4 separate regions of the Homo sapiens genome follow, and all the other regions are linked to region 1. Evidence: read pairs that join two places in POLR2A ChIA-PET (ENCODE). Cell type or tissue: HepG2. All regions are shown on one strand. Links, peaks and the distances in the headings refer to the core of each region. The heading gives the core; the rest is flanking DNA. Region 1 has its middle 16 kb from the start of TBC1D14. Region 2 has its middle 18 kb from the start of BLOC1S4. Region 3 has its middle 27 kb from the start of KIAA0232. Region 4 holds the start of BLOC1S4 (biogenesis of lysosomal organelles complex 1 subunit 4).

Evidence for each region. Peaks named below come from ENCODE experiments on the same cell type or tissue, not always from the same donor. Only the 100,000 strongest peaks of a DNase experiment are listed, where the experiment ranks them.
Region 2: POLR2A ChIA-PET joins it to region 1 with 14 read pairs; 9 of 35 experiments call an interaction of 5 or more read pairs at or near these places.
Region 3: POLR2A ChIA-PET joins it to region 1 with 10 read pairs; 4 of 35 experiments call an interaction of 5 or more read pairs at or near these places.
Region 4: POLR2A ChIA-PET joins it to region 1 with 19 read pairs; 21 of 35 experiments call an interaction of 5 or more read pairs at or near these places.

The regions. Positions count from the first base shown.
Region 1 is chr4:6,889,869-6,897,696 of GRCh38, forward strand. No RefSeq gene overlaps it. Among named protein-coding and RNA genes, the nearest start is that of TBC1D14, 16 kb to the right of the region's middle. RefSeq lists an enhancer at 2,750-3,306. In HepG2, for the core only: a CTCF peak has its summit at 2,747; DNase peaks (open chromatin) are centred at 2,693, 3,120 and 3,893; H3K4me3 peaks cover 1,641 bases.
Region 2 is chr4:6,731,883-6,736,882 of GRCh38, forward strand. No RefSeq gene overlaps it. Among named protein-coding and RNA genes, the nearest start is that of BLOC1S4, 18 kb to the left of the region's middle. RefSeq lists enhancers at 251-1,450, 862-1,768, 2,600-2,894. In HepG2, for the core only: no CTCF peak of the experiment used is centred there; DNase peaks (open chromatin) are centred at 919, 1,889, 2,750 and 3,789; H3K4me3 peaks cover 605 bases.
Region 3 is chr4:6,752,624-6,758,163 of GRCh38, forward strand. No RefSeq gene overlaps it. Among named protein-coding and RNA genes, the nearest start is that of KIAA0232, 27 kb to the right of the region's middle. In HepG2, for the core only: no CTCF peak of the experiment used is centred there; DNase peaks (open chromatin) are centred at 628 and 2,738; H3K4me3 peaks cover 1,104 bases.
Region 4 is chr4:6,713,508-6,718,507 of GRCh38, forward strand. It overlaps BLOC1S4 (biogenesis of lysosomal organelles complex 1 subunit 4), which reads left to right and starts at 2,667. Exons shown (of 1, transcript NM_018366.3): 1 at 2,667-4,157. The coding sequence starts at 2,703. The coding sequence ends at 3,356. LOC105378240 (a long non-coding RNA gene) reads left to right here. Exons shown (of 3, transcript XR_001741568.3): 2 at 304-360; 3 at 517-638. RefSeq lists enhancers at 2,387-2,586, 3,069-3,708 and a silencer at 2,867-2,916. In HepG2, for the core only: no CTCF peak of the experiment used is centred there; a DNase peak (open chromatin) is centred at 2,574; H3K4me3 peaks cover 2,529 bases.

The DNA of each region.
Region 1 (7,828 bases), core at 1,443-6,442:
CCTGCGGGTGGTCGCTGCCCCCATGCCCTCACTGATCTTAGTGCCACACCCCTCGCCTGGAGGTCCTGCTGCAGCCCTTGCTGCCCCATAAGACCTTACCAGGGATACGGGGTGAGCCCGGCCCCTCTCTGCCATGACGCACGGGTGTTCTGCAGACACCTCGAGGGAGCCTTTGCTGCTCACTTCCCTGCCTCTCCTTCCCCAGCCCCACCACCCACCTGCCGCTGCCTCTTCCCAAGCTGGGGAGGAAGTGGAGAACCTGGGCCTCTGAGTGACTGACTTCCTCCTACAGAACTCAATTCCTCCACCTGCAGACGGTTTCCCGCCTCTTCCCAGGGTTGGTGGCATCACCCACTGGAGCAGGAGGCCTCGTTTTCCTACTGACCTGTGCCCTGACCTTCCAGAGTCAACACAGTGGGAATGGAGACAGCTTGGGGTTGTTTGTGATATGGTTTGACTCTGTGTCCCCACCCAAATCTCATGTTGAATTGTGATCCCCAGCGTTGGATGTGGGGCCGGTGGGAGGTGATTGGGCCTTGGGGGTGGTCTCTAATGGTTTAGCACCATCCAGCACCCTAGTGCTGTTTTGTGATAGAGTTCTCAGGAGATCTGGTTGTTTGAAAGTGTGTAGCACCTCCCCCTTCACTGTCTCTCCTGCTGGCCATGTGAAGATGTACCTGCTTCCCCTTCACCTTCTGCCATGACTGTAAGTTTCCTGAGGCCTTCCCAGCCATGCTTCCCGTACAGCCTGCAGAACTGTGAGTCAATTAAGCCTCTTTTTTTTTTCATAAATTACCCAGTCTCAGTTATATCTTTATAGCAGTGTGAAATGGACTAATACAGGGTGTCTTCATGTTGGCATTAACCTGCTAATTAGGAAGAAAAAGAAGTCTCTGGGTCTTGGTCTCCCCAACTGCAAAATTTGTGGATGGGCCACTGCCATTTCAGAGAGGCCTCCCTCAGCAAGGACAGAGTGAAAGTTTGTGGGGTGGTTTCTGGGCTGGGGCACTGGGCCTGTCAACTGGTGGCATCCAGCGTTTATGGAACAAATGATGCTGGTACCCAGGGATGCCCTGGGACTCCTCCCACCTGGGGTGAAAGTCATTCAAACAATGAGGGGATGCCCCCCAAATTCAACAGAGTGCCACCCTGTATTAGGCCATTCTCACACTGCTACAAAAAAAATACCTGAGACTGGGTAATTTATAAAGAAAAAAAGGCTTAACTGGCTCATAGTTCCACAGGCTCTACAGGAAGCATGATGCCGGCATCTGCTCGGCTTTTGGGGAGGCCTCAGGAAGCTTCCAATCATGGCAGAAGGGGAAGGGGAAGCAGGCATGTCTTTTTTTTCGAGACAGAGTTTCGCTCTTGTCACCCAGGCTGGAGTACAGTGGCATGATCTCAGCTCACCGCAACCTCCGCCTCCTGGGTTCAAGCGATTCTTCTGCCTCAGCCTCCTGAGTAGCCGGAATTGCAGGCATGTGCCACCACGCCTGGCTAATTTTTGTATTTTTAGTAGAGATGGGGTTTCTCCATATTGGTCAGGCTGGTCTCAAACTCCCGACCTCAGGTGACCCGCCTGCCTCGGCCTCCCAAAGTGCTAGGATTACAGGCATGAGCCACCGTGCCCAGCCTAAAGCAGGCATGTCTTACGTGGCCGGAGCAGGAGGAAGTGGGGGCAGGGGATGTGCCACACACTTTTCAACAACCGGCTGGCACTAGAACTCACTATTGCAGAGATGGCACCAAGCCACGAGGGATCCACCTCCATGACCCAAACGCCTCCCATCAGGCCCCACCTGCAAGATTGGGGATTACAATTCAACAAGAGATTTGGGCAGGAACAAAATGTCCAAACTCTATCATAGTCCAAGGGTTGTGTTACTAAGGTTTACTTTCAGCTTGTTGACTAGGCAGCAAGGAGTTCCATGGCCCAGTTTGAAAGTATTTAGAAGAATGAGGTAGTCACCGTAGCCCCTCTCCAGGGTTAGGCCCCAAGCTGTTACATACAGGGTTTGGAAACTTTTATTCAATAACATATATCAAGGACCTACTACGTACTAGGCCCTAACCCTGATGCTGGTAATACATTTTATTTTTCTGAATCAGTCACCCTCCCTCAGCTCTAGTTCTCTGGCAATGATAGCATCACAACTTCCTCTTTAACCTCTCCTAGATAAACTCCAGAGGGCCTCCCCAGCCTGCCTGCTGCACCCTCTTTCTCCACTTTTCAGGAGTTTGAGGGATTTGGGCTGAAGCCCCACTCTCTGCATGAGAAGATGTGTCATTATCTTGCCCCCAAATTCCCCAGCCTGGTGGCCCCCCAGGAGCCTCATGAAGTCAGCAGGCCGCTCCCGGCTCTGTCCTGACCAGCAGCGTGGGGCAGGGTGGGCAAGGAGGGAGGCACAGTCAGGGTTTATACACTCAGGGTGCAGCCCTTCCTGCAGAATAAGTGACGCGTTTCATCTGGAGGAGACACAGAAGGGTCCGTTTCCACCCCATGACTCTGCAGATGCGCCACTGACAGTGTGTGGTTTCCTTCTTGGCAGCGTCCAGCTCTCCGGCAAGTGGCTGCAGATCAAAGAAAGCAGCGGAAACCTCTAGGGGACACAGCCTCCCAGGGACTGTGAAGCTGAACAGGGCGTGGCGGGAGGAGCCCTGGCTGACAGAAATGCACCCCCTCCCCTTTTCCAGGGTCAAGCCCCACTCCCAGCCCTGTGGGAGGAGGGAGCAGGAAGAACCCAGTGTGTGGCGCCAGAGTGCCTGGCTCGAAATTAATCCTGGTTCCCACTGTGTGGCCTTCGGCAGGTCATTCGCCCTCTGCAAGCCACCCTTTTCTCCTCTGTAAAACTGGAGTTTTAGCACCCGGGACTGAGGGGCCTGGCACACATGGGTGCTCCACAGGTGCCAGTTTCTTCCTCGGTGCCCCCTAAAATCAGCTGCTCAAGCCATACCAGAAGTATGGTCTATCAGAATGTGAACTTCAGTGTCACAGCTGGGTTTGGCTGGGATGGGTATGGCGATGTGGGAAGAAACGAGAATAGAGGGATGGCTGGGGCACCTTGAATGCTTCCTGGCGGCATCTGGATTTCACCCTGGAGGCAGCAGGGGGCACAAAAACGTTGTAAGCAGGGGCACCATTTGTGTCCTGGGCAAGCAGTGGTCTCCGAGGTGAGGGATTTCAGAATCTGCTGGTGCATTCTGGGTACCACGGCTCACACCTGTAATCCCAGCACTTTGGGAGGCTGAGGCAGGAAGATCGCTTGAGCCCGCAAGTTGGAGAGCAGCCTGGGCAACATGGCAAAATCCCATCTCTACAAAAAATACAAAAAAATTTAGCTGAGCACGGTGGCACATGCCTGTAGTCCCAGCTACTTGGGAGGCTGAGGTACGAGGATCACCTGAGCCCAGAAAGTCAAGGCTGCAGTGAGCCGTGACAGACTCTGCACCCCAGCCTGGGGGACAGAGTGAGACCCTGTCTCTAAATAAATAAAAACAAAAAAACAAATCATGATAAAAAAAAAATACTGCCTGTTGAACAGGTCTGGGAAAAAAAATCCACTGATGCATAGCAGAGAATCTGCTAGAAATTCTGTAGCTTTTCAAAGAAGATCACCATGGTATTTTCTTCCTTCTCACAGTTGGATGAGCTCACTGTACAAATGTGAATGGAGCACTGGGCTGCTGACTGGGCATGGGTTTGGCCTGGTGCAGGGATGGCTGAGCTGGGGTCCTGTGCAGGCCACTGCCCTCCTCTGCCCTGAGTGTCCTTGTCTGGAGAAAATGGAGATCACCCACCCCAGCTCCAGCGTGGCAGTGAGTTTGGTTACTCATTCATGGAAGGGAAGGCCCTTTGTAACTGTACACGAGGAATTAGCAAAGTCATCGTTGCAATACACTGAAAAAAAAACCAGGTCTCACCACTGTGCAACCCTAACATAAACCACGTGCGGTATGTGGCCTTTGGACCCAGATTTAACAAACTGTAAAAAGACACTGTTAGAGAAACACTGGGCTAGCGGGAGATACTGAGGAATTGTCAGTGTTATTAGATATGCTGGCAGTATTATGACTACACTTCCAAAAAAGTCTTTCTTCTAGAGACATGTACAGAAGAAGCTGAAGTATCTTCATGTGAACTGACGTATCTGAGATATACTCTAAAGGAATCCAGGGAAATTTACAATAGGAAGAATATGGGGAGGAGGTGAGAAGAGCAGAATATTGATCACTGTTAGGGTAGGCCTCAGGGGTTCATTATACTGTTCTCTCTACTATGTATGTATTTGACATTTTCCATAATAAAACTTGTTTGAAAATATTTTTTTAAATGGCTTTCGAAGTCTAAGGCTGGAAGATCTCTTGAGGCTAGGAATTCGAGACCAGCCTGGGCAACATAGTGAGACTCCTATCTCTACAAAAGAAAACATTAGGCAGACATGGTGGCTCAGAAGGCTGAGGCAGGAAGATCGCTTGAGCCCAGGAGTTCAAGGCTTCAGTGAGCTATGATTGCACCACTGGACTCCAGTCTGGGTGACAGAGCAAGACCTTGTCTTAAAAAAAAAAAGAAAAAAGATTTTTAAAATGTTAGAGATGGAAATAGGTTTTCTGGCCAGCAATGGGGCATAATTCTAGAGACCCCAGGTAGAATCAGCAGGAAAAGTTGCAGCAGATGCTTGGATCTCATTCTCACCCCTCACAGCCTGGTGGCCGTCTAGGGGAGGGAGGAGGAGACAGGGACGTTGCTGGTACCCACTGCCTGGGAACCCCTGGTGAGTTCTCCAGGATCCCACAGCAATCCCCAGGCTGCGGGGTGCTGAGCACGCAAGGCAACCCCTCTCCCAGAGGCAGATGGACCGGGGAGGGTTCTCCATCAGTGCTTCCCAATAAAAGGCCTCCCGCTTCAGAGGGAGTGTAAACTCAGCATCCACGCCCCTCCCAGGGTTGCCGGACACCTTGCTGAACTTAACTTACCAGCTGGGCAGGTGTGGTAGAGGCACCTCTCCCACCGTTTCAGAGCTTGGGCCTCCCACCAGCCCCTGAGCTCCTGCGGAGAAGCAGCTGAGGGCTCCACGGATCTGCACGGGCCTCCTCTTGCCACCAGAGTCTCACTTCCCTGCGCCATCCTGTATCCGTTGGGGTGCAGCTTAGCACCTTTATGGATGACTTCCTCCTTGCCTGTCAAATTTGAAAATAAATGCCCGCCATCCATTTCTGATTGAGCCCCAACCTCAGTTAGCAATACCAGATCGTCTCATTAAAAAAAGAATTGGCTGGGTGTGGTGGCTCACGCCTGTAATCCCACCACTTTGGGACGCCGGGGCAGGCGGATTACTTAAGGTCAGGAGTACGAGACCAGCCTGGCCAACATGGTGAAATCCCATCTCCACTAAAAATACAAAAATTAGCTTGGCGTGGCGTACGCCTGTAGTCCCAGCTATGCGGGAGGCGAGGCAGGCGAATCACTTGCACCTAGAAGGCAGAGGTTGCACTGAGCCGAGATTGTACCATTGCACTCCAGCCTGGGCAACAGAGCAAGACTCTTAAAAAAAAGAAAAAAAAAGATAAAGAAAGGAAAAAGAAAAGAAAGGCCAGGCGCAGTGGCACATGCCTGTAATCTCAGCACTTTGGGAAGCCAAGACTGGCAGATCATCTGAGGTCAGGAGTTTGAGACCAGCCTGGCCAACATGGTGAAACCCCATCTCTACTAAAAATACAATAAAATTAGCTGGGCATGGTGGCGGGCGCCTGTAATCCCAGCTACTCGGGAGGCTGTGGCAGGAGAATCGTTTGAACCAGGGAGGTGGAGGTTGCAGTGAACCAAGACCGCGACATTGCACTCCAGCCTGGGCAACAAGAGCAAGACTCCATCTCAAAAAAAAAAGAATCATGAGGTTTCCCTTGAAGGCTTTTCCTTGCTGTGGTATTCAAGAACATTCCAGGAGGCAGACACTCTCCTTCCTCTAAAGATGCCTCATTGAGAAGCTAGACAGTTACTTGCTTGGTACAGCGGACAACCCTGCTGCAGGCTGAGCCCCCACTGCTGCCACTCACAGGAGCTCTGGGCATTTGGAAACTGGAATTCCCGAGTTTTCAAGGCGCTCAGCCGTTCTCTGCCCTGCAGTCAGGATGATCTTTGCAAAATGCAAATCTGATCTCATCCCCTCACATCTACCTCCATCTCAGCTCCAAGCAGATAGCTCCTCCTTTATTGCTCCCTGCTGCTATGGCCTAAATGTCTAATCCACTCCCCGCCGCCGCCACCAAATTTATATGTTGAAATCCTAACCCTCACTGTGCTAGTGTTAGGAGGTTGGGCTTTGGGGTGGTGATGAGGTCATGAGGGTGGAGCCCTCATAGACGGGATTAGTGTCCTTATAAAAGAGACTCCAGATGGGCCCCTCACCCTGTCCACCGTGTGAGGACACAATTGAGAAGGCACCATCTAGGAACCAGGAAGTGAGTCCTCACCAGACACCCAATCTGCTGCTACTTTGATCTTGGACTTCCAGGCTCCAGAACAGTGAGAAATAAATTGTGGTTGTTGATAAGCTCTCCAGTGCACAGTATTGTGTCATGGTAGCCCGCATGGACTAGGACACACCAGCACCACAGGGCACCCTGTTTTTGCTGCCAAGGGTGTCTTTTCTTTTCAATCCCCCTGACTAACGCCAACCAGCCTTCAGGTATCAGCTTCCCTTATGGTGCCAATATAGTATAGTCTGCTGTCACACTGCTAATAGAGACATACCTGAGGCTGGGTAATTTATAAAGGAAAGAGGTTTAATTGACTCATAGTTCAGCATGGCTTGGGAGGCCTCAGGAAACTTACAATCATGGCAGAAGGGGAAGCAAACACATCCTTCTTCACATGGCAGCAGCAAGGAGAAGTAGAACAAACAAAAGGGAGAAAGCCCCTTATAAAACCATCAGATCTCATGAGAACTCACTATCATGAGGACAGCATGAGGGTAACCACCCCCATGACTCTATTACCTCCCACCGGGTCCCTCCCATGACACATGGGGATTATGGGAGCTACAATTCAAGATGAGACTTGGGTGGAGACACAGCCAACCAATCATCTCCTGTGCCCCCAGTGTATTTTTTTTGTTTTTTTGTTTTTTTGAGACGGAGTCTCGCTCTGTTGCCCAGGCTGGAGTGCAGTGGCGCAATCTCGGCTCACTGCAAGCTCCACCTCCTGGGTTCACGCCATTCTCCTGCCTCAGCCTCCTGCGTAGCTGGGACTACAGGCGCCTGCCACCACACCCGGCAATTTTTTGTATTTTTAGTAGAGACGGGGTTTCACTGTGTTAGCCAGGATGGTCTCGATCTCCTGACCTCGTGATCCGCCCATCTCGGCCTCCCAACATTCTGGGATTACCGGCATGAGCCACCGTACCCAGCCCCCAGTGTATGTTTTTATAACATTTGCCACAGTTGCAGTATCTTTCTGATTCATGTGAATATTTGATCAGCATCTCCCTTTCCCGCTAAGACCACAGATTTCCACAAGGGTGGGACTCCACCTGCATTTTTTTGTGTTTTTTTTTTTTTTGAGACGAAGTCTCACTCTGTCACGTAGGCTGCAATGTGGTGGCGTGATCTCAGCTCACAGCAGCCTCCACCTCCCGGGTTCAAGCAATTCTCTGCTTCAGCCTCCTGAGTAGCTAGGATTACAGGTGCCCTCCACCTGCATTTGCTCTCCTTGTGCCTGGCTCTGAGAACTTGTGAATGGGTGAACATGTTCTCCCTGCAAACCTGGTATTCTGTTCTCCTGAACTACCTTGTTTTAATGAAATTGTTTGATTGTAAAGGATATAATAAG
Region 2 (5,000 bases), core at 1-5,000, 160 kb before region 1:
GAGACGGGGATGGCCAGGAGGGCACAGGGCTCACTGGCCAGGCAACATCGCCATTATTTCTGTTATTATGACTTCTCCTGCTGAGGCACAGAGAGGGTAAGACACCTGCCCAGGGACACCCTGTTAGAAGGTGGCAGGGCCAGGACTCAGCCGCAGGCCTGTCTGGGGGCCCCCATGCACACGGTGCACTGGTCTTCAATGGGTGCACAGGTGGGATCTCTTTTCTTTTCTTTTCTTTCCTTTCCTTTTCTTTCTTTTTTTTTAGATGGAGTCTCACTCTGTCACCCAGGCTGGAGTGCAATGGTACGATCTTGGCTCACTGCAACTTCCATCTCCTGGGTCCAAGCGATTCTCACCTCAGCCTCCAGAATAGCTGGGATTACAGGCGCATGCCACCACGCCCTACGAATTTTTGTATTTTTAGCAGAGACAGGGTTTCACCATGTTGACCAGGCTGGTCTTGAACTCCTGACCTCAAGTGATCCACCTGCCTTGGCCTCCCAAAGTGCTGGGAATACAGGCATCAGCCACCGCGCCCATGGGTAGGATCATGGGTAGGATCTCTGATCCTCCCGGTTCATGGATCTCCAGATATTACGCTCCAAATCCACCTTCTGCTTTCTTGACATCAAACCTAAGAAACAAGGGCCCACGACACTTTCTGCTTAAGCCTAAAGTGCTGGTAACCAGAAGGGACCCCGAGGGGACCCCCAGGTCTCTCTGCATCCTGAGGGGCTGCCGCTGTGGTTTCTCCCCAGTGCTGGGGACGGGGGGCCCTGTCTGACCTAGTGGCTTCTCATGAAGGTGCCCTTCCAGAGAGCCAAGCACCGAATTGGGCCAGCCCAGGTGGTCACTCGGCTCTGCTGAGGCCTGCTTGGATCTCAGGGTGACTGGCCCCGTCAGGGTGACTCAGCTGTTCTTGCAGCTGGGCGTGGGCTGATGGCTGGGAGCTCTCCAGGCAGCCCGCAGTGGCCAGGCCGCAGGAAGGCAGGCGGGAGCAGCCCGGGAGGACTCACCAAGTTCTTATTTTGCTTTTAAAGCCTCCAGCTCCTGGCCCAGGGAGCCAGGTACAGTCAACCTGTTGGAAAAGTGCCTCCTTCTCAGGGAAGCCTCGGGCATGGGAAAAAGCTAGGATGCTCAGAACCAAACAGGAACTGAAAGTCAGCCCAGCCAAGTCCTTCATTTCACAGCTGAGGAAACTGAGGCCCAGAGAGGCTGACCTGCTTGGGGTCACGCACACGTAGGGTGGTGCAGGCCTGTGATCTTTGCACTGGGCCCCCAGACCTCTCTGGAGAGACGTCACACTCCTCAGAACCAGCAAGCTGCTGGGTGATGCCACAGGACTCCCTGAAAAACCGGCCCGTTGAAGACCAGCACAGGGTGGGCAGGAGGGTCCCCAGACGGACCTGAGGCCCAGTCCTGGCCCTGCCAGTTTCTAACAGGGTGGCCCTGGGCAGGTGTCTTACCCTCTCTAGGCCTCAGTCTCCCCTCTGGCCACCTGCTGGGATCTCCAGGGGAGTTCAGTGAGTGGCAGTGTGCGGTCAGCCCGGTGCACACGGGGTTCCCTCTGTGCTCACCAAACCTCAGAGGAGGTGGCCCTGGAGCCTTGAAGAAGAGGACGCCTCCTGCCTGCCGCTGCTGGGGGAAAGCCCACCTGGCCCTCCGACGCACATATACACACGGACAGGACAGCTTGAGAGCACGCGGAGAATTTGCTTCTCCTGAGAGCAGGCTGGAGTTCAGGGGTCAGAGCGGGTGAATTTGGGCTTTCCCTCTGCAAAACTCACGTGTGAAACCCACTCATTTGTGCAACAAATATTTGCCGAGTGCTTGCTGTGTACAAGGTCCTGCCCCAGGGCGGGAGACAGAGCCATGACCAAAGCAAACAGAATCCTGCCCCATCGTCCTTACTTCCAGAGGGCGGGATCATCAACAAGAGTCACAAATGATCAAACGCACATGGGGAGTAAATAGTGATTGCGGAGCAGGGATCGGAGAGGGATCGGTGCCAATGAGAAAAGAGTTGAGCAGAGCAAGGGACTAGGAAGCGACGGGGATGGGAATTTTAGAGGGGACCCAGAAAGGACCAGCCCGAGCAGGTGACCTCTGAACACAGAGAGGAATGAGGTGAGGGCACAAGCCATGACGGTTTCTGCAGGAAGAACTTTCCAGGTGGGGGAACAGCCCCTGCAAAGGCCCTGAGGCAGGAGCCCCGTGTAACAGCAGCTCCAGCGAGCAAAGGACGGAAGGAGGGGATGAGGGGAGGAGGTGGAGGACACCATGTGTGGGTGTGGATTGGGAGAGAGGACCGCCCTTCCTCATCTGTGGTGTCGGCTTGTTCTGTTTCAGGGTGATAGAATTGCTCAGCCTCCACGAGGTAGGAAATCCCAGAAGACAAGGAGGTCCATGAAGCGGGGGATGAGAATCCCACCAGTTTGAAACGTGCCACGTTGGTGACGCTCCTTCCTTGAGGCTTCTTTGTCCCCCTCCCCAACCTCATTTCACACTCTGCTCCTCACACAATAGAGTCTCAGAAGGCCATGGCCACAAAGGGTCAGGGCACCAGCCTTGGGACAAGACCCAAATCATCAACCAGATGTCACAGCTGCTGACCCTGGCCTCACCCAGCCGCCCTCTGCCTTGCCTCCTGCGCCCACCCCAAGCCTTGACAAGAGCTGTTCCCTCCATTAGGAACGTGCTCCCTTCACTGTCCGCCCGCAGAGGTGCACATCTTCCGGGTCTCACACGTGGTGATGACTCAGACAACTCAGCCAACTACTCATTGACTGAATGAATACATTCACAGTTGTGTCTCCAGGGTCCTCAACTGATTCCATACATTAGCTGCGTACCTGCCGTGTACCATCCCTCTTTCTCAGATTTTCAGTCAGCAATCAGGAGACCTGGGTTTCAGCTGCGTGACTTGGAGCAAGTCACGTGTCTTCTCTGGCCCTCAATTACAATCAAATCTTTCAGAGCTGGAAGGGATCGTAGAGTTCTCCAGTCTAAGCCCTTGCCCGATGCATGGGACAGCTCTGCTGCATCCACGTTCTGTCATGACCCAGTCTCTCCTTGTTCACCTCCAGAGACAGGGAGTTCACTACCAAACTCCCAAGAAGGTTCACTCCTGGGTATCTTCCAGAGTCAATGAAGATCCCTCAGACTGGAAAAGGCGTAGGCATTAGCAGACCTGGTTCAGATCATACTTCTAGCTCTATGACCTTGGGCACGTCACTTAACCTTTGTGAGCCCAAGGTTTACTATCCGTAAAACGAGGATCATAATGTTTTCTGTTGGAGTTGTCTCAAGGATCAAGCAAGATGGCCAGGAAGTGCCCGGCACACTGTAGACTCCGGAGACATTTAAGAGATGTCAAATATACACTAAGGAGCTCCACGTCCTGATTACTACAGCACTTCCCAGGACCTAGACTCTGCGTCGTTCCAGGTGAAGGGGCTGGGAGGGGAGGGCTGGTTGAAGGTGGTTGTCTGCAGGCCCTGGCAAGGTAGCACATCCTAGGAGGAGGCCGTAATGAAGACAAGGTCAGAATGGTGTAAGAAAGAAACTAGATACATAAATGATAGATAGGTAAATATTTTGTTATTGTGGTCAGATATACAAGCCTTAAAAATTTACCATTTTAACCATTTTAAGTGTAGCATTCTAGGGACCTTAAGTACATTCACAGCCAGGCACAGTGGCTCGTGCCTGTAATCCCAGCTGAGGTGGGAGGACCACTTAAGGCCAGGAGTTCAAGGCCAGCTTGGGCAACACAGTGAGACCTTGTACAAAAAAATAAAAACTAGCTGGGCCTGGTGGCACACACCTTTGGCTCCAGCAACTCAGGAAGCTGAGGTGGGAGGATCATTTGAACCTAGGAGCTCGAGGCTGCAATGAGCTATTATCACACTACTGCACTCCAGCTGGGGCAACACAGCAAGACCCAGTCTCTGAAAAAAAAAAATGTAAGTACATTCACAGGCCAGGTGCAGTAGCTCATGCCTGTAATCCCAGCACTTTGGGAGGCCAAGGCGGGCAGATCACCTAAGGTCAGGAGTTTGAGACCAGCCTGGCCAACATGGCAAAACACCATCTCTACTAAAAATACAAAAATCAGCCAGGCATGGTGGTGCATGCCTGTAATCCCAGCTACTCAGGAGGCTGAGGCACGAGAACTGCTTGAGCCCAGGAGGTGGAGGTTGCAGTGAGCCGAGATTGTGCCACTGCACTCCAGCCTGGGCGACAGAGCGAGACTCTGTCTCAAAAAAATAAAAAATAGGCCAGGCACAGTGGCTCATGCCTGTAATCCCAGCACTTTGGGAGGCCAAGGTGGGTGGATCACGAGGTCAGGAGATTGAGACCATCCTGGCTAACACAGTGAAACCCCATCTCTACAAAAAATACAAAAAGTTAGCCAGGCGTGGTGGCGGGCGCCTGTAGTCCCAGCTACTTGGAAGGCTGAGGCAGGAGAATGGTGTGAACCCGGGAGGCAGAGCTGGTGGTGAGCTGAGATCGCGCCACTGCACTCTAGCCTGGGCGACAGAGCGAGACTCCATCTCGAAAATAAACAAACAAATAAATAAAATAAATTAAAAAGTACATTTACAGTGTTGCGCAGCCATCACCTCCTCACCCATCTCCCGAACTTGTTCAATTTCCCCAACTGAAACTCTGTCCCCATTAACCACTAACACTCATTCCTCTCTCACCCAGGCCCTGGGACCCACCATTCTACTTTTTATCTTTATGAATTTGACAACTCCAAGAACCTCATGTAAGTGGAATCCTGCAGTATTTGTTCTTTTGTGACTGGCTTGTCTCATTTAGCATAATGTCTTCAAGGTTCATTCATGTTGTAGCATGGGTCAGAATTTCCCCCTTTTTTTTTCTTTGAGAGAGGGTCTCACTCTGTCACCCAGGCTGGCATGATCTCAGCTCACTGCAGCCTCAACCTTCTAGGCTCAAGCAATCCTCCCATCTCAGCCTCTGGAGTAGCTGGG
Region 3 (5,540 bases), core at 541-5,540, 140 kb before region 1:
CAGAGAAGACCACATGTTGTATGCTTCCTTTTCTATGAAATGTCCAGAATAAGGAAGTCCACAGAAACAGAAATAGATTAGTGGTTGCCAGGGAATGGGGGAAGGAGGGTGTGGGGACAGACTGCTTAATAGGTAACGGGGTCTCCTTCGGAATTAGAGATGGTGGTCGCACAGCGTTGTGAATGTACTAAACGCCACCGAATTGCTCACTTTAAAATGACTAATCTTGAGTTTAACCTCGATTAAAATTTAAAAAATGAAAAAGGAAGAAAGGGTGAGGGACTTGCCCAAGCTCGGGCCACACAGCCAGTGATGGTTCTCCTTCTGGGCAGACCGGAGACCACCTGGCAGAGCCCTTTGTTTGTAGTGTTTCTGCCCATCACCATGACCCCGATTTCCAGAGTGGAGTCGCCAGGTCAGAGGTGGCAACCTGTACATGGATGACACACTGGGGGACTGGGCCTCGCCCTGCGGGGGGACCTGGGTGGGTGGGAATGCCAGCTGCCCGGCCAGAATCCCACGAGACTGGTCAGTGCAGTTGTCCCCAGAGCCCAGCGGGGTGGAGGGCGGGGCTGCCCTTTGGCCTGCACTTTTTGGTTAAGCCTGTGCTTTCAACACCCGCCTCCTGCCTGCCTGGGTTATATTTAATCCTGCTCGCTTCCGGAAACCAGGACTCCGAGGACAGCGTGGCCTCCTTCTGGCTCCAGAGCCCTGTGGGGTCCGCCACGGCACGGACCTGCCTTTGGTCACCGTGCAGCCTCAGAACCCTGCTGTGCTTTCTGAGCCCCAGATTCCCCATCTGAAAACAGATGCGACAATGGCCCAACCACAGGGAGGTTTCGATGGGAGGATGGACCTGCGGGGCCGGCTCAGAGCTAGGCCTATTCAGATGAAGGCACCAGGAAAGGAACTGTTCGTTCACTTGCCCCTAAGATGTTCCGGGTTTCTCTTGCGGTACCTTGGAAAGTTGATTGTGGACCTAGAAATATGTCCAAGGTCTATCATTACACGGAAAAGCAAGCGCAATGGGTGAGGGGGCCCCTAGCAGACACTCAAGTGGGAGCTATTATTATTTATTTGGGCTTTTGATGTTTGTTCCATGTATGTTTCCATACACAGGGAACATTTCTAGAAGACTTCATGAGAAACTGTGAACAGCAATTAGTTCCTTCTGGGGATGGGCAAGGAATGAGATTTTTCACTCAATACCTTTCTGTTCTCTTGAAAGTTTTCACCATGAGCATGTGTTACTTTTATAGTAATAGTTTAAAATAACATTAAACTCGGAAATAAAAAATGTTCATTATTATGACCCTTTCAATTAACGGAAGAGGAAAATGGCACCCAGCCTCACATCCTCCAAGAAGTCCTCCTGATAGCCCAGGCACCCGGCTTCTCCCAGGCAGAAGGGATCACCCTACCCATCACTCTGTTTCCTTGTCTGCCTCTCCTATGAAACTAGCAGGCTGGGAGGGATGGGCCTGTCTGACTCGTCCCTGAGTCCGTAGCGCCCAGCCCTGATGAGTGGCACTGGTGGGCACGGATGAGTGAAGGAACGAGGCTCCCAGAGGCTAAGCCAGCTGACCGGGATCACAAAGTAAATGGTTTTGCAGGGTGAGACCCTGGTCTCTGGGCTCCAACTCAAACATACCCTGACTTCTCTAGGCCAGCTCCCATCCACTTACCAGAGATGTCTAATAGGGGCAGCCTGAGAATTGTCCAGACGGCCTCAGGCATCCTGCAGGTGCTATGGCATTTGGAGTTTGGGAGAAATAGTTGTTCAGGCTCCAAGTGGGAGCTGGGGATGCCCAAGGTGTGGAAAATGCCAGAGGGTGGTCCAAACAGAGCCAACTAGAGAGGCCACCAAAAAAGAGTGGTTTGTTCTCCCTATTTCCTTACCTGACACTTTAAAATTAAGATTTCAGCCTCCTAAATCAGGTACAAACTTTTCTGATGATGGCAAAGTCCCTCTCAGGTGAAGAGCAGCTGCCGCTGCCTGGAAGGCTTTAGAACCCAAAGGTCTGGTAAGACAGCTCTTATGAACCCATTTTGCAGATGGGAAAACCGAGGATCAGAGAGATGTAATGCTTTGAAGAGCAAGGTCTCACATTGACCCTTCAGAGTCTAGAATGTCTGTGTTGACACCAGTGTCCCACATGACACGGCTTTGAGTCAGGCTGCCTGGGTTTCTAATCATTCCTAATTCATAAGTCTGAATTAATAGTTTAAAATAACATTAAACTCTGAAATAAGGAATGTTTGTTATTATGACCCTTTCAATTAATGGAAGAGGAAAATGGCACCCAGCCTCACCTCCTTTGAGTCAGGCTGCCTGGGTTTCTAATCATTGGAAGATTAAATAACATAGTGCAGTATACAGAAGGCACTTAAGGCTACTGCCTGGCACAAGGTAAGCACACAATAATAACTACCATTAGTGGCTGTTGGTGTGCCATTGCAGAGGCAGATTTTTGGGGTGTGTATGGCCTTTATTGGTGACACTCCCAACATGTGTCCATATACCCCTTGGAAGCATCAGTGTCTCATCACCCTGTCCCCCAACCTTCCATTGCAGGAAGAGGCTCCAACCCTACCTTAGAAGAGCTGGGGCCTCTGTGAGCTCCACCCACCCTGGGGGCAGCAGCTGACCTGGCTCTGGCCCTTTGGCCTGCTGCCTGCACATGGTCAGTGCTGCCAGAGAGCCTGGCCTGCCCAGAGAGGGCTGACCTTGACCTCTAAACTGGACCTAGGGGATGTCTTCTGGGCAGACCTTCAACCAACAGCAAACATCATTTCCACGTGCCTTCAAACAAACAAGTACAAATTACACTCCTAAATTACAGAGACTGGGAAAACTACCTCCTCCTGCTCTGGTTTGCTTTTGAAGAGGTATCCTTGGAATCATGATCTTCAAACTTTCTGGACTCATATAAGCCTTAAACATTTTCGGTGGCTAGGCATGGTGGATTGCTTGAGGCCAGCAGTTCGGGATCAGCCAGGGCAACATAGCGAGATCTTATCTCTATAAAAATTTAAAAATTAGCCAGGCGGCACATGCCTGCAGTCCCAGCTACTCAGGAGGCTGAGGTGTGAGGATTGGTGGAGTTGAGGAGTTCAGGGCTGCAGTGAGCTACAATCGCACCACTGCACTCCAGCCTCACTCCAGCAAGAACATGTCTAAAAAAATTTAAATAATAAAAAATTGGGGCCAGCCGCCCCGTCCGGGAGGGAGGTGGGGGGGTCAGCCCCCCGCCCGGCCAGCCGCCCCGTCCGGGAGGTGAGGGGCGCCTCTGCCCGGCTGCCCCTACTGGGAAGTGAGGAGCCCCCCTGCCCGGCCAGCCGCCCCGTCCGGGAGGGAGGTGGGGGGGGTCAGCCCCCCGCCTGGCCAGCCGCCCCATCCGGGAGGGAGGTGGGGGGGTCAGCCCCCCGCCCGGCCAGCCGCCCCGTCCGGGAGGTGAGGGGCGCCTCTGCCCGGCCGCCCCTACTGGGAAGTGAGGAGCCCCTCTGCCCGGCCACCACCCCGTCTGGGAGGTGTACCCAACAGCTCATTGAGAACGGGCCATGATGACAATGGCGGTTTTGTGGAATAGAAAGGGGGGAAAGGTGGGGAAAAGATTGAGAAATCGGATGGTTGCCATGTCTGTGTAGAAAGAAGTAGACATGGGAGACTTTTCATTTTGTTCTGCACTAAGAAAAATTCTTCTGCCTTGGGATCTTGTTGATCTGTGACCTTACCCCCAACCCTGTGCTCTCTGAAACATGTGCTGTGTCCACTCAGGGTTGAATGGATTAAGGGCGGTGCAAGATGTGCTTTGTTAAACAGATGCTTGAAGGCAGCATGCTCGTTAAGAGTCATCACCACTCCCTAATCTCAAGTACCCAGGGACACAAACACTGCGGAAGGCCGCAGGGTCCTCTGCCTAGGAAAACCAGAGACCTTTGTTCACTTGTTTATCTGCTGACCTTCCCTCCACTATTGTCCCGTGACCCTGCCAAATCCCCCTCTGTGAGAAACACCCAAGAATTATCAATAAAAAAATAAATTAAAAAAAAAAATTGGGAGGAGGAGTCCCATTATGTACTCCCTTGTATATTTATACGTTGACTCTCCACATTTTTTCCCTATACTTACACAGCTGCAAATATGCTATTTCTAATTTTTTTTTAAGACAAGGACTTGCTGTGTCACCCAGGCTTTAGTGCAATGCTACCATCATAGCTCGCTACAACCTCAAACTCGTGGGCTCAAGCAAATTCTCCCACTTTAGCCTCCTGAGTAGCTGGGACTACAGGTGCACACCACTGCACACGGCTAATTAAAAATACATGTATTTTTCTAGAGATGGGGGCTTGCTTTGTTGCCCAGGCTGGTCTTGAACTCCTGGCCTCCAGCAATCCTCCCTCCTCAGTTTCCCAAAGTGCTGGGATTACAAGCATGAGCAACCATGCCCAGCTCTAATGTATTGTAAATGTTGACATTTTAAAACAAAATTGTGGCCAAGTGCGGTGGCTCACGCCTGTAATCCCAGCACTTTGGGAGGCTGAGGCGGATGGATCGCCTGAGCTCAGGAGATCGAGACCACCTTGGCAACATGGTGAAATCCCATTGTTTCTAATAAAATACAAAAAATTAGCCTGGTGTAGTGGCTCAAGCCTGTAATCCCAGCACTTTGGGAGGCTGAGGGAGGATCACTTCAGGTCGGGAGTTTGAGACCAGCCTGACCAACATGGAGAAATTCCGTCTCACTAAAAATAAAAAATTAGCCGGGCATGGTGGAGCATGCCTGTAATCCCTTCTACTTGGGAGGCTGAGGTAGGAGAATCGCTCGAACCTGGGAGGCAGAGGTTGTGGTGAGCCAAGAGAGCCCATTGCACTCCAGCCTGGGCAACAGGAGCAAAACTCCGTCTCCAAAAAAAAAAAAAAAAAAAAAAAAAAAATTAGCCAGGCATGGTGGTGCACGCCTGTAGTCCCAGCTGCTCAAGAGGCTGAGGCAGGAGAATTGCTTGGGCCTGGGAGGCAGAGGTTGCAGTGAGCCGAGATCACACCATTGCACTCCAGCCTGGGCAACAAGAGCGAAACTCCATCTCAAAAAAAATATCTACATTATGTTATGTATTTGATAAGTAATTATTGAACATAAAAGTAGATTGTTATTAGAAATGTGTTAATTACACAAATAGGCCTTGTTTTCTGAAGTAGTTCATGACATCTGCAGATTAATATTTCTTATAGCTAGAATGAGACATGGTTTAGGGTAGGTTTTATTCTTTTTTGTATTTATAGATACAAAACATGTAGAAAATTTATTCATATAAAGAAGTGGATGGAAAGGGAAGAATATTTGTTATAGAAATGTCACTTAAGGCCAGGCACAGTGGCTCACACCTGTAATCCCAGCATGCCTATAATCCCAGCATGCCTGTAATCCCAGCACTAATGCCTGTAATCCCAGCATGGCTGTAATCCCAGCACAAGGTGGGTGGATCACTTGAGGTCAAGAGTTCAAGACCAGCCTGGGCAATATGGCGAAACCCCCGTC
Region 4 (5,000 bases), core at 1-5,000, 180 kb before region 1:
AGGATGGAGCATCCCCTTCCAGGATGACTTACTCATGTAGTTGTTGGAAAGAGGCTGTTTTTCCCTAGCTGTTGGTCTCAGTTCTTTGCTATATGGGCTTCTCCATGGAGCTGCTCACAACAAGGCAGCTGGTTTCCCCAGAGCAAGTGGTTTGTGAACCCCCAATATCTGAGACAGGTCTCAGTTCATTTAGAAAGTTTATTTTGCCGAGGTTGAGGATGTGTGCCCGTGACACAGCCTCAGGAGGTCCTGATGACATGTGTCCAAGGTGGTCAGAGCACAGCTTGGTTTTATACATTTTAGGGAGACATGAGACATCGATCAACATATCTAAGATGAACGATGGATTGGTCCGGAAAGGTGAGACAACTCAAAGCAAAGGCAGGACAACTTGAAGCGGGGAGGGGGCTTCCAGGTCTTGGGTAGATGAGAGAAAAATGGTTGCATTCTATTGAGTTTCTTTTTTTCTTTCTTTCTTTTAAAATTTTATTTATTTATTTATTTATTTATTTTGAGATGGAGTCTCACCCTGTCGCCCAGGCTGGAGAGCAGTGGCGTGATCTCGGCTCACTGCAACCTGCGCCTCCCAGGTCCAAGCAATTCTTCTGCCTCAGTCTCCCAAGTAGCTGGGATTACAGGTGTGTACGACCACAACCGGCTAATTTTTGTATTTTTAAAAGAGGGTTTCACCATGTTGGCCAGGCTGGTCTTGTACTCGTGATCTCAAATGATCCACCCACCTCAGCCTCCCAAAGTGCTGGGATTACAGGCGTAAGCCACCGCGCCCAGACATTTTGAGTCTCTGATTAGCCTCTCCAAAGGTGGCAATCAGATACGCATTTATCTCAGTGAGCGGAGAAGTGACTGTGAATAGAATGTGAGGCAGGTTTGCCCTAAGCAGTTTCCAACTTGACTTTTCTTTTAGCTTAGTAATTGTAGGACCCCAAGATTTATCTTCCTTTCGCAGGTTGGAAGGAAAGAGATGCCACACTACCTTTCATGAACTAATGTCCAAATCATACATCATCACTTCTGTGTTTTTCAGTTTATTATGAGCAAATGAAGTCACTAAGTCCAGTACATACTCGACAAGAGGGAATACACAAGAGTGAGAATACCAGGAGTAAGAAATCACTGGGAGTCATCTTGAAGGCTGGCTAGCAATCACAGTTTGCCCCCTGACTACCAATTCTTCATGCCATTTTAACGTGCTAACCACACTCCCCTCTATCCAAGGTCCCCAAAAGTTACATTTTTTTAAATCTCATGTAGTTTTAGGTATTACTATCCTATTGTCACATCAGCTTTAAGTCCAGAATTTTGTCTTCTCAATAAGATCAGATGTAGATGAGGCTTTCTGAGCTTAGTTCCTTAAATTCAGCTCCTAGAGTACAATTCTTCTTGATCTGTAGACTTTTGAAACTAAGGAGACAAGTTCTCTGCCCCCATGCCTGGAATATACAGTTGTGGGGCTGGCACAGGATAATCACTACAGACCTGTTCTGCTCCACTACGACTAGATTAGCCACTGCCACTCCTGTTCAAAAAGGGGGAAATTGGAAGTACAAACAAGTTGCCAGCCCACAGTAACTCTGCCATCCAGTCTCAAGGTCTAGGACTCCATGACTCCCAGTTCCACCATCTGGGCTCCTGGTTTCATGCCCTGAGTTATACTTCCTTTTTTGTGAAATGTGGCATGTGTTTGCCAATGAGTCTTTTTCTCAGTCTGATTCCTGCTTGTACAAGTTTGGGGAGAGGGGATCCAAAGGCCTGTTCCTTTCAGTCCAATCTGCAATGTTTGTGTCAATATAATTATCTTTAAAAAACTTTATAGGTCTCCTGTGAATCTCATCGGGGTTCACTCCGTTAAACAAAAGTGCTACCTACAAATCCCTTTGAGATAAGTCCATCTCTATCTTGGGCTTCTGCTAATACTGACGAACAAGCCTTAAGCCTTCTGGAGGCCTTGTGGTTTGACTGATGGACTCTGTGAGCCACACCATTAATCTCTTTAAGGAGCTGTTAGTCTAACTGAATGGTATTCTCAGGCACCGTCTTTGCTTTTTTTTTTGAGATTTTAAAGGATTTAACCGTCACATCTCAACTTCACCTTTGTTTTTTTCTGGCAGTACCCTGGATTTGATATTTGCTTGGAAACTATTACTATTTCTTAGTTTTACGCCATTTGCAATCAGGCGAAGCTGAGGACTTTAAAAATCATCCAAAGTCGTCAAGGTCCATCCCTTTTGTGTTTCGTCTTGCTTATCTCATTTATTTTACTATAAACAGCAAAAAGAAATGAAGGACAGGAGGGAGACGTTCATGGGTGCTGGACATGTCCTACCTGTTGGTCTGGATAGAAGATGCATGGTTGTATGGATGTGTACAAAGTCATCAATGTGCACACTTAAAATGTATGCACTGTATTGTATTCCTGCTATACCTTCGCTTAAAAAAGAAAAAAAAGGTTGAATGTGAGTTCGGGCGTGAGAAAACAGCAGCGCGCATGCGTGAGCGTGAGCGCGCATGCGTGAGCGTGAGCGCGCTGGGAGGCCGGAAACAAAGGTGGATGCGCGTGAACAGACGCCCTCGCAGGCCGCCGGAAGCAAAGGCGTGAGCGCGCGTGCGTGCGTGTGCGGGTGCGTGAGCGTGAGCGCGCGGAGGCCGGAAGCGAGCGCTGCGCAGTCGGGTGGTCGCGGGCCATGGAGGGTAGCTTTTCGGATGGCGGAGCGCTGCCGGAGGGGCTCGCGGAAGAGGCCGAGCCGCAGGGCGCCGCCTGGAGCGGGGACAGTGGCACTGTTTCCCAGAGCCACAGCAGCGCCTCGGGGCCGTGGGAGGACGAGGGCGCGGAGGACGGCGCGCCGGGCCGCGACCTGCCGCTGCTTCGCCGCGCCGCTGCGGGCTACGCCGCCTGCCTGCTGCCCGGGGCCGGGGCGCGGCCCGAGGTCGAGGCCCTGGACGCGAGCCTAGAGGACCTGCTTACCAGAGTGGACGAGTTCGTGGGCATGCTGGACATGCTTCGCGGCGACTCGTCCCACGTCGTCAGCGAGGGCGTGCCGCGCATCCACGCGAAGGCCGCCGAGATGCGGCGCATCTACAGCAGGATCGACCGGCTGGAGGCCTTCGTGAGGATGGTGGGGGGCCGCGTGGCCAGGATGGAGGAGCAGGTCACCAAGGCCGAGGCCGAGCTGGGCACCTTCCCCAGGGCGTTCAAGAAGCTCCTGCACACGATGAACGTGCCCTCGCTCTTTAGCAAGTCTGCTCCCTCGAGGCCACAGCAAGCCGGCTACGAAGCCCCCGTCCTGTTTCGGACCGAAGACTACTTCCCTTGTTGCAGTGAAAGGCCTCAGCTCTGACGGCCTGACCACTGCGGCAAGAGGACCCCAGCTGGGGTGCTTACCTCCAGTATGAAGTGAATTGCAAATCCTGCTTATGGACATATATGATGTTGGAGTGTGGGATTTTAAAGTTTACTTTCTACAAACTCTCCGTAGTATATTCATGATTCAGTGTAGAATGTATAGACTTTATGTCTTCCAAGTTTAAAAAAAGAGACAGGGTCTTGGTATGTTGCCCAGACTGTTCGGAAACTCCTGGGCTCAAGTGATCCTTCCACCTCAGCCTCCCCAGTAGCTGGGACTACGGGGTCGCCACTGCACCCAGCCTGTGTCTTCCAGCTCTAATCAGAAAGCTGCTTGTCGAGGGCATGGGGAATCAAACTGAATGAACTTTTCTCTGCACTGTGGCAAAACTGTTATTTTTATGGATTTTACTAAATGGCGTTACCTTTTCAAGATTTATATGTTTGTATAATCATAAGAAAATTGAGCCATTAAAGCCTTGTTATTCAATCCTAATAGTCAGTTTTCTAGAACCTACTTTTAGGGTAAATGGTACATTATTTAATATTATATTAAACCTCCTATAGCGTGGATTGTAGACCAAAGGAAATGGTACAATTTCTGAGAATATATGTTGATTTTTTGTGACTAATTCCAAAGTTGTATTTGAAAGTATGACCTCACAGTCTTCATTTGTCCATAGCAAACATATGTGTGTGTGTGTGTATATATATATGTGGGTTGCCAATGTTTGGTTTATAATTTAAATGTTAATAGAAATTTTGAGTTTTATTGGAAATGATTTCCTTCTGAAAAGAGCTTTACGTATTTCCTTGTGTGTGTTTGAAATAGACGTACTGCTCATGTGCTTTTTTAGTAGTGGGATAAAGAAAAGGGGCTTGAGTATACCTCCTTTAGAGAGCTAATGTGAAAAGCTGTAGCTTCTATTTCAGAGCATGGTATATTTCTTTTCTTTTTTTTTTTTTTTTTTTTTTTTGAGACGGAGTCATGCTCTGTCGCCCAGGCTGGAGTGCAGTGGCGCAATCTCGGCCCACTGCAAGCTCCGCCTCCCGCGTTCACGCCATTCTCCTGCCTCAGCCTCCTGAGTAGCTGGGACTACAGGCGCCTGCCACCATGCCCGGCTAATTTTTTTTGTATTTTGTATTTTTTTTTAGTAGAGACGGGTTTTCACTGTGTTAGCCAGGATGGTCTCGATCCCCTGACCTCGTGATCCACCTGCCTCGGCCTCCCAAAGTGCTGAGATTACAGGCGTGAGCCACCGCGCCCGTCCAGAGCATGGTATATTTCTTTCCTCTCGAAATGGATAGTTAAATTATTTGTGTGAGTGAATGGTATTAGGATTTTCCTGCGGATACAGTAGACTTTTATTGAGATTCAAATCTATTTTATAAGGTGGCCCTCCTAAATAGTAGATGCTAAAAAAGCATACAGCTTAGGTTGCTTTTGTGTCATTTGCAGTGTCATCAAAGATCTTTGAGGTTCATAGAGTAGCTGTATTTTCATTTAGCTGTGTGTTGTGAAGAATCTGATCATGTAATCTTGCACCTAGCTTTCGTGGACCTTCATTGTCACATATTTACGTTTTTTATTCAGGTGGTTCATTGACGACAAATTAAGGAACTCTGAATGTAGAAGCTG